Linked DNA regions of Mus musculus: region 2 is linked to region 1. The links are chromatin contacts, found by Hi-C in ENCODE. All regions are on one chromosome and are shown on one strand. The core of a region is the stretch at or near the end of the contact, and the rest is flanking DNA. Distances in the headings are between cores, read along the strand shown.

What was found. A loop is a pair of places that touch in the nucleus more often than their neighbours do.
Region 2: a map of T-helper 17 cell shows a loop between it and region 1 (2.9-fold over the local background). The contact joins two enhancer-like sites. A Hi-C loop is called at or near these places in 3 of 37 maps with a recorded cell type or tissue (T-helper 1 cell and T-helper 17 cell).

The regions. Positions count from the first base shown.
Region 1 is chr7:63,752,568-63,756,739 of GRCm38, reverse strand. It overlaps Otud7a (OTU domain containing 7A), which reads right to left. Exons shown (of 14, transcript NM_130880.1): 12 at 1,994-2,108; 13 at 1,740-1,824. Among named protein-coding and RNA genes, the nearest start is that of Gm39023, 98 kb to the left of the region's middle. Within about 2 kb of position 1,704, at least 1 of the 3 ENCODE cell types and tissues checked has a DNase peak (open chromatin) inside an H3K27ac peak, as active enhancers do.
Region 2 is chr7:64,009,899-64,014,070 of GRCm38, reverse strand. It overlaps Gm32633 (predicted gene, 32633), which reads right to left. Exons shown (of 6, transcript NR_169109.1): 4 at 2,290-2,422. Among named protein-coding and RNA genes, the nearest start is that of Gm32633, 25 kb to the right of the region's middle. Within about 2 kb of position 2,275, at least 1 of the 3 ENCODE cell types and tissues checked has a DNase peak (open chromatin) inside an H3K27ac peak, as active enhancers do.

The DNA.
Region 1 (4,172 bases), core at 455-2,954:
ACCCCGTTCTTCATCTTGGACCACCACTCCCTTTATCCAGCTATGACATGCTACTTCAGGAGTTCCCTTCTCTAACTACAAATGGAATGCTAAGCTGAAAAGGATGCTGGAAATGGCTTCCAGTGAGGATGTGGGGTCTTGTGGGATGGCACTAGTGAAGGAATGCCATGGACAATAACCTGGACGACACTACCTGGGGGCAGCCAGTGAGGGCGAGACCATGCAGAGCATGGCTAGGCCAATCTCTGGGATAGGTGGCAAGCCTGAGAAGGCTATGAGAGGAGGTCATGCTGGGTAGGCAGCTGCCATAAGTTCTCCAAAGAGGGACCTTCCTGTGAGGAGAGTCATTGGAAAGACAGCATCTCTCCAGCCTGCATCTGGGTGTGTCAGGAACTAGTACATGCCTGGGCAGGCCTTTTCTGGTCTTTAGAAGAGAAGGGAGAAGCCATTGCTCCTCACTTTATTCTTTTCCTCTGCTCAAGCAGGTTCCAGAAGGATGAGCTGCTGTGGCTAGGTCAGTAGAAGCAAGGCTGGCAGACCTGTGCTGACCACCACCCAGGCAGAAATCCCTCCTTTCACTTGAGTTTGGAGAGAGTTGAGTTTTAGGTTGGCTTGCCGGGGATGGTAAAGAGTGTCAGCTTCAAGGTTGAAACAGGGAAAGGGGCCCCAGTAAGAGAGGGGCCTTGGCTGTGTGCCCTTTAGCAGTGGGGTTGTCTGCTGAGCTTTGTACTTGATATGGAGGTCACCAAGGTCTGGCCATGCATCCTGCTCTTTGTAGGGAAAAGATGTGCTCAGCTGGAAGGTACTGATTATGGATCTAGGGCTGCTGCCATTGCATACCACGTAGGTGCTACAGAGCATCATCCTGGGGCACAGTGGCACCTTCCAGCATGAGAGAGGCAAGATTCTGTCACTGACTGGCTGTCTCTTGTGCCCCAAGAACATGGCGAATCAGAGCCACGTGGGGGCGCCCTACTTGGATGATGTCCAGGCGAAGCGGAAGTGAGCAATCAGAACAGTGGGGCAGGAGCCATTCAGCGGGATGTCTCCTTTCAGTACTTTGAATCCGCTGGATACATAAGTAAACGGATGTCAGGGAGGACCAATTATTTGCAAGCAATTTTCACAAATCCCTTCCCTTGGGAGTTCCCTCCCAAGATTATGAAAACATCAGTCACAAACTTAAAAAGAATCTCTCAGCATCTGCAAGCAGGGGCAACCCCCATCCCACCCCCGGGATGGGTCCGCGTCTCTCCGCCTTCTGCTAGCTCCACCGGAGGCCACCTCCGCCTCAGGGAGGGGAAGGGCGCGCGCTGAGGACTAGCGCTGTTGGTTCCCTAGATTTTCTAAGGATCCACACACAGTTATAATTAATTCCGCTCTGCCGCGGCACATTTTGTTCCGATCTCTGCAGAGATAGTTTTGTGTTTTGACTTGCCTACGGTTTGCTTTGTGAGTGGGTGTGTTTATTCTTCTCCTGCTGTGTAAAATAAGAGGTGGAGGGGGGTGGGGGAGAGGGAGGGCCCCTAATACGCGCCCGCCTCCCACCGGGAGGAAGTGTTTGGACTAGGAATCAGTAGCTGGGTCCGGTTCTGGGGCATGAAGGTGTGGGACCTCCCCAAGGCGTGGAGCCGAGCGCTGCGCTGCGTGGAGACTTTGGGGAGGCACAGCATTGCCCGCACCGCACAGAGCGGCTGCTGCCCGGTCACTGGGTGGGGCTTCGTGCACTCGAGGCTCACCCGGGTCTCGGAGGGGATGCGGATCCACGTCACATTCATGTAGCTGTGTAGAAGGTTCAGCTTGGCTTCTAGGGACAGGATGAGGCTGACAAAAGAACACCCAGTGAGAAGCTCCGGAGGTGGCAGGAGCTCACTCGCCTGCGCGTGCAATCCTCTCCCTGCCCTTTAGTCCCCCAAATCCCAACAGGAGTCCTGTCACCACCACTCTCCCGCAGGGTGTTGGGGTCCGGACTGGACTGCGGGGCAGGTCTTACTTGGCTAACCGGGCATTGTCGTTGTCATCTTTCCCCCATTCCCAGTCCTTTCCCGGGTCCACAGCAAAGTGCAAGGGCAGCAGCTTGTGTTCCGAATCCGTCAGAGGGATCACAGCTGAAACAGAAGAGAGAGGCATGGTGACAGGCACCTCATCTGCCTGCCAGGAGGCTGGAGGCACCAGCAGAGTTCAGAGCTCAGAAATTCAAAAATAGCTGTCCCAGGGCAGGTAACCTAATGGAGACAGAAGGTAGACTCAGAACTTGCATACCACGAATGTTAAGACTATAGGTTTCAAACTTGTTTCTATTATGTAGGCGAAGAGCAAGCAGGTGGAGGCATCACCTGGACTGACAGGGTCTCTTTCTGTTAGAGGGCAGGCATCTCTCTGCTGTCAGGATGAGAAAAAGCTATGGGTGCTTTTGCTATTTCCGAAGAAAAACCCAGATGGGTGTGGTGAACCACGGAAGGCCACTTTTGGATGACCTGCTCCTTGCCTCCATTTCATCTCAGAGAAGGGCAGAATTTGCAAGTTGGGAGAGGTGTGAGCTGAGCTCTGCTGAGGCAAGACTGGAGGTGGGGGCTGCACCCCCCGCCCCCACCAGGGAGCTCATCTGCATAGGACCAGGCAGCAGGCTCCTACAGAAAGCATCTAGTGACAAGTCCAGGAGAGGCAGTGTTGGCCTACAGCCCCTTTAAAAGGGGAGCAGAGAGGGAGCCTTCTGTGGCGGTGGTGATTAGGTGGGGGAGTCTGGCCTGTTACTTCTCAGAGGAGCTGGTTCACCACAAAGCATCTGGACAGAGGCACACCAGCCACCGAGACCAGTATGGGTGGGGTCAGTATCTACCTACAGGTGTACTGAGATCTGATGAGTTCCCGAGGGATCCCTGCTCCTAGCAAATGGAATCCTTAATGTCACATCTGCTTTCTCCTCAGGGTGTTGTCAGGGGTAGTGAACAGGAAGAAGTGTGGAGATGGTTTCCAAATTCCACCTTCCTAATGAGTACCAGTCTCCTTTCTGTCACTTCGCTCAGGATGCCCCACCCCTCTGGAGTCTCACCACCGCAGAGAAGCCCAGCTCAGGGCCCCTGGCAGCTGCTTTGTTCCTTTGCTTGCCCGTAGCCTATGATTCATACTAGCAGTGCCATGGCAAGAACAAAAAGGCAAACAAAACACAGAAAATCCAGGAGCCAATACTGCAAAGTTGAGAAATTAGATGCGACTCAATGCTGCCCTCTAGTGTTTCTAAAGAGACTGTGAGTGCAAACTGCTTCTCCCCCCCCACCCCACCCCCTTTCTTCCCACCTAAACAGATGAAAGGCAGTTTTGTGGATCACCAGCCAGTTTAGGGGTTTTCCTTGTGTGTGGCCAGCCATGGAGCAGTGTAGGTAAGGTCTGACGGGGGAGGGGACTGGGACATCTCATTCTGCTTTGATGTGGCTTTCGTTTCCAGGGCTGAGCTCAGCCTGTCTTGTAGGTCAGCAAACACACATTGAGGCTTTGGTGTGGCTTCCTACCGGTGGCTGGGGGACAGCAGAGGTGATCCTTAGGGACACTGCATCCCAGACTCACTAGAATTGTGTCCCCTAGGGATCTGTACTTCATACAGAGGGCCAACGCAAGGGTCCTGAATCAGGATGGAGGGCTACGTTGTAAATAAGCTTCCCTGTGGATCTTCAAATCAAGGTGTTTTGGAAAAGATTGTTATAGAGGATAATAACTTGTCAGAAATAATTCCTGTGGGTATAATTTGGGTGTTCTGGGTCAGGCTGTCTACCCCTTCATGGGCCAGCTGTGACTATACTTTCCATCCTCTTAGCAAGGGGGTGTGGTGGGGAGTGGTTTGCTTAGCTGAATGCACAGGCTGTGAGCAAAGTAATATGGTCAGTTCTGGGCAATATGGCCAGGCTTAGGGGACGTTTCCCTCTCTGCCCATGTCTCCTACACAGACAATGCAAGTATATGACGTCAGGAGCAGGCTCTTGAACCTCATTGGGAGAAGAACTGTCTGCTAACCAGAACTCCAGCATAGGCTTTGTTGACTTGGGAGCCCAACCTGAGCCACTATGATTTTGTCTGGTTTCTGATAAATTACCTAAACCAGGACGTCCCAGCTTTCTTACCTTACGGCTACAGCGTGCCTGGGGATTCTTACCCTCAGCAGATAGCCTGGACTGGGT
Region 2 (4,172 bases), core at 1,026-3,525, 260 kb before region 1:
GGCTACAGGGGATCTGGGGAGGAGTTTGGTTGAGTAGAAGGACTTGCTATGGAAGCAGGAGGATTTGAATTGGAATCCCCAGCATGTAAAAAGATGGAGATGTAGTGAAGGCATATTTAACCCCAGCACCCCGTGGGCTGATAGAAGGGGCATATTTACCCCCAGCATCCCATCGGGTGATAGGAGGGAATACCTGGATGCTTTCAGGCCAGCTAGTCTGGTTATTCAGCAGTTAAGGACAAAGAAACACATCTGAAAATCAAGCTGGAAATGTCCTCCTACGTGTCACAGTGACCGAAGTGCAATGGAGCTACTGGGAAGAAAATCCATCTGCGGTATTACCCAGGAGCGAACACCGCGTGCTACAATACCATCCGACCAGGCAGGACAGAGGACGGTGAGAGGAAGGTTATGGGGTAACCAACAACTCTCTGGTTAGATTTGAAGCCAGCTCCATAGGATGAAATTCATGGCTGGTACTATAAGTCTAGCGAAAAGCTCTGAGGTCAGAGGCGCAAGAGGAGAATCGACTATACTGTTGCCTTTTGAAATGGAACTGTTACAAAATTGCTTCCTATATATACTATGTTTATACTCATGAATCCATTCTGCCTTCCCACAACCTTAGCCAAAGGAACTTCTCTTTGCTATGGTCATGAGTTAACGTAAAAACTCCTAACTGGTCAAAGTGTTGATAATAAGTGATTACTTAATGTTGAGTGAGACAGGTCTGCATGAACGACTCCCTGCCTGCGACTCCCTGCCTACCGAGGCTCAGGGAACTTTGTGAAAGAAGGGGTTGAAGGAATCTAAGAGCTAGCAGATAAGGAGGTATGCTGTGAAGTGCTGTCATCTCTACACAGCATGGCACTGCACCTATGAGCTCTCTGCCATGATAGCTATCTGCACAAGATCAGTCAACTCTGTGTGTGTGTGTGTGTGTGTGTGTATCTTTGTGTATGTGCCTGTGTGTGTGTGTGTGTATCTCTATGTGTGTATGTGTCTGTGTATATATGTATCTGTGTGCCTGTGTACATGTGTGCCTGTGTGTGTCTCTCTCTGTGTGTATGTATCTCTGTGTGTATGTCTGTGTATGTCCATGTATATCTGTGCCTATGTGTATCTGTGTGTGTGTTTCTGTGTGTATCTGTGTCTGTGCATATGACTGTGCATCGTGTGTGTGTGTGTGTGAGCAAGTGTGTGTGTGTGTGTGTATAAAAAGTGAGTGAGAAAGAGAGCACATTCTGTAGGAAGGGAATGCTGGGAGGTACCTTGTAGAAGTGGGAGAGAAGGGAAGAAGACCTGGGAGTGGGTCTGATCAAGACACATTGTTTATATGTACAGATTTTCAAAGGATGAAAGTTTTTTGGTTTTTGGTTTTTTGCTTTTTTTTTTTTTTTTTTTTTGGTTTTTCGAGACAGGGTTTCTCTGTATAGCCCTGGCTGTCCTGGAACTCACTCTGTAGACCAGGCTGGCCTCGAACTCAGAAATCTACCTGCCTCTGCCTCTCAAGTGCTGGGATTAAAGTCATGCGCCACCACTGCCCAGCGAAAGATATTCTTTATAGAGACAGGGAGAGAAGAATTTTTCTCAAATAAGCTACAAAGTGAAAACCCACATTTGTGATTTTCCTCTGACCTTCCCAGGCATGTCCTGCCATGTGCCGTATGTGCCCACGTGCACACAGGCACAGACACAAACACGCACGCACACATTCACACTGAGAACAATAAAAGGGAGGGGGTAGATCCCTCAGCCCTTCCACCATCCGAAGACTCTGAGACAAGCACCAACTACAAAACAGGAAGCCTACAGTAGAATCATCGCTCACCAGTGCCCCAGGCCCCAGCAGTGTGCAGGTTAAATCCCTGCTGTTTATAAGTTAAGTTAAGCTGGGTGGGGTCTGAGATAGTCTGTCGCAGTAGCACCAATTACCCAAGACATGGGTATGTGCTCTTCCTACCCTAGCAGCAGAAGCACACACACACACACACACACACACACACACACACACACACACACAGCCTTCTTCCTTTGCTTCTCCAGCCCTCTCCTCTCAGCAACTCTTTCATCATCCGGCCTCCGCACTCTCTCTGTAGCCAGTTCCCATGTGAGGCAATCGGGCACTGACTGTTTTTCCTGAGCAGACACATACTGACTGACTCAGGGAACAGACCACAGAGCTGGATCTCTGCGGCTGGGCTCGCTCTTCTCCTCTTTGACCATGCACGTGGAGATGAACTCATTGACCATGGGAAACGAGGCACTGGGTAGTCCTTTGATTATTACCTACAGTTGCTCGGGCAGAAGTACCAGAAAAGGCGAGGCTTCGGGACAGGAAGTTGCCACTGTATTCAAATGTTATGGTAAAGCTGGTGTCTGTGAAGATTGTGTGGGCGACTTCTGACTTCCCTCTAAGAAACTGTGAAGGAAAGATAAAGAGGGCAATGACCAAAGCAACAGCAACAGTGAGGAAGGGGAGGAAAGGAGAGAAAAGGAGAAAAGAAAGAAAAGCAAACAGAGGTGACCATAGTAAAATTAGAAACTCATGTTTAAAGATTTATTAATAGATTAAAAGCTGAGGCTGGGGAGAAGGCTTGGTGATAAAGTGCCTGCTCTCTGTGTGAGGATCTTAGTTTAGTTCCTCAGTTCCCACAGAAAAAGCCAGGGCTGGTGGTTGTGTATGTAGCACGGCCTCAGATGTCAGAGTCAGAACCAGATGGAGCCCCTGGGCTTACTGGGAAGTCTGTCCATCTGAAAAAGTGAACTACAGGTAAGTGAGAGAAGCCATCTCAAAAATCAAAGTAAGGAGCTACAGGGAAAGACACCTAACATTGACCTCTGGCCTCCATATGGCGTGCATGGGCCACTATACCATATAGACCAAGAAAGAAGGAAAGGAAGGAGGAAGGGAGGGAAGGAATGAGGGAGGAAAGGAGAAAGGGAGGGAGGGAGGGAGAAAGGAAGAAAAGAAGGACAGAAGAATGGAAGGAAGGAGAGAAGGAAGAAGGCATGCATACATGTACAACTTGGGGGCGTGTAGAATATTTACAAAACACATCCAAATAAAGGGCTGATGTCTACAATATGTAAAGAGGTCTTTAGAATCAATAAGAAGATTGTAGAAAAGCTGAGGACACAGTTGAGTGGTAAAGCACTCACTTGGCATAAATGAAGTCTTGGGTTTGGGCCCAGAACCATAAAAGGGAGTGGAGAAGCAAATACTTCAACGGGGAAAGAAAACATTAAAGGCTTAAGTGGAAACTTCATGAAAGAACATCTCTGAATGGCTAACAAATCTGATAGGGAACTCAACCCCATTTCTTCAAGGAAGAATTTAAACTACAGTGTATCATCGTGAGACCATCTCATCCACAACACTTCATGAAAAGAGAGTCAGGCAAAAGCACATGCTGGCAAGGATCCTGAGAGACTGGGGCATGGCTCGCAAGAGTGTAAACTGGTATGGATCTTTAGGAAACAATCAATCTTCAATTATCCAAAAGTTTAGGGACTTGACCAGCAATTTTGCTCCTAGGTGTACATCCAAAATGGATGAAAAAAAAAAAATCCCTACACAGCCAGTACTCACAGCAATACTGTTTATAAGAGGTCCAAAGTAGAAATAACTCAGAGGCCCTCTCAAATGATGATGGGACGAGCAAAGTGTGCATCTATTCAGGGATACATGTCCATATTTGAATGGAGAATGAAGGAGACTTGTCATTGAAAGAAGCCAGTCACAGAAGACCATATATTATCTGATTCCATACATATAAAAGTCTTTGAAGAGAAAAATTCATATGAGATACAGAGTAGGTCTATAGTTGTCCAGTACTGGGGTTAAAAAGGATGTGGGTGGAGGGCTGGTGAGATGGCTCAATGGTTAAGAGCGACTGTTCTTCCAAAGGTCAAATCCCAGCAACCACATGGTGGCTCACAACCATCCATAACGAAATCTGATGCCCTCTTCTGGAGTATCTGAGGACAGCTACAGAGTACTTACATATAATAAATAAATAAATCTTAAAAAAAAAAAAAAAGAAGGATATGGGTGTACTAGCCAAAGGTTATGTGTTTCTTTGGGGACTTTGTGATGCTTTGTATATGCTCAGCCCAGGGAGTGGCACTATTAGAATGAAGTAGGTGTGGCACTGTGGGTGTGGGCTTTA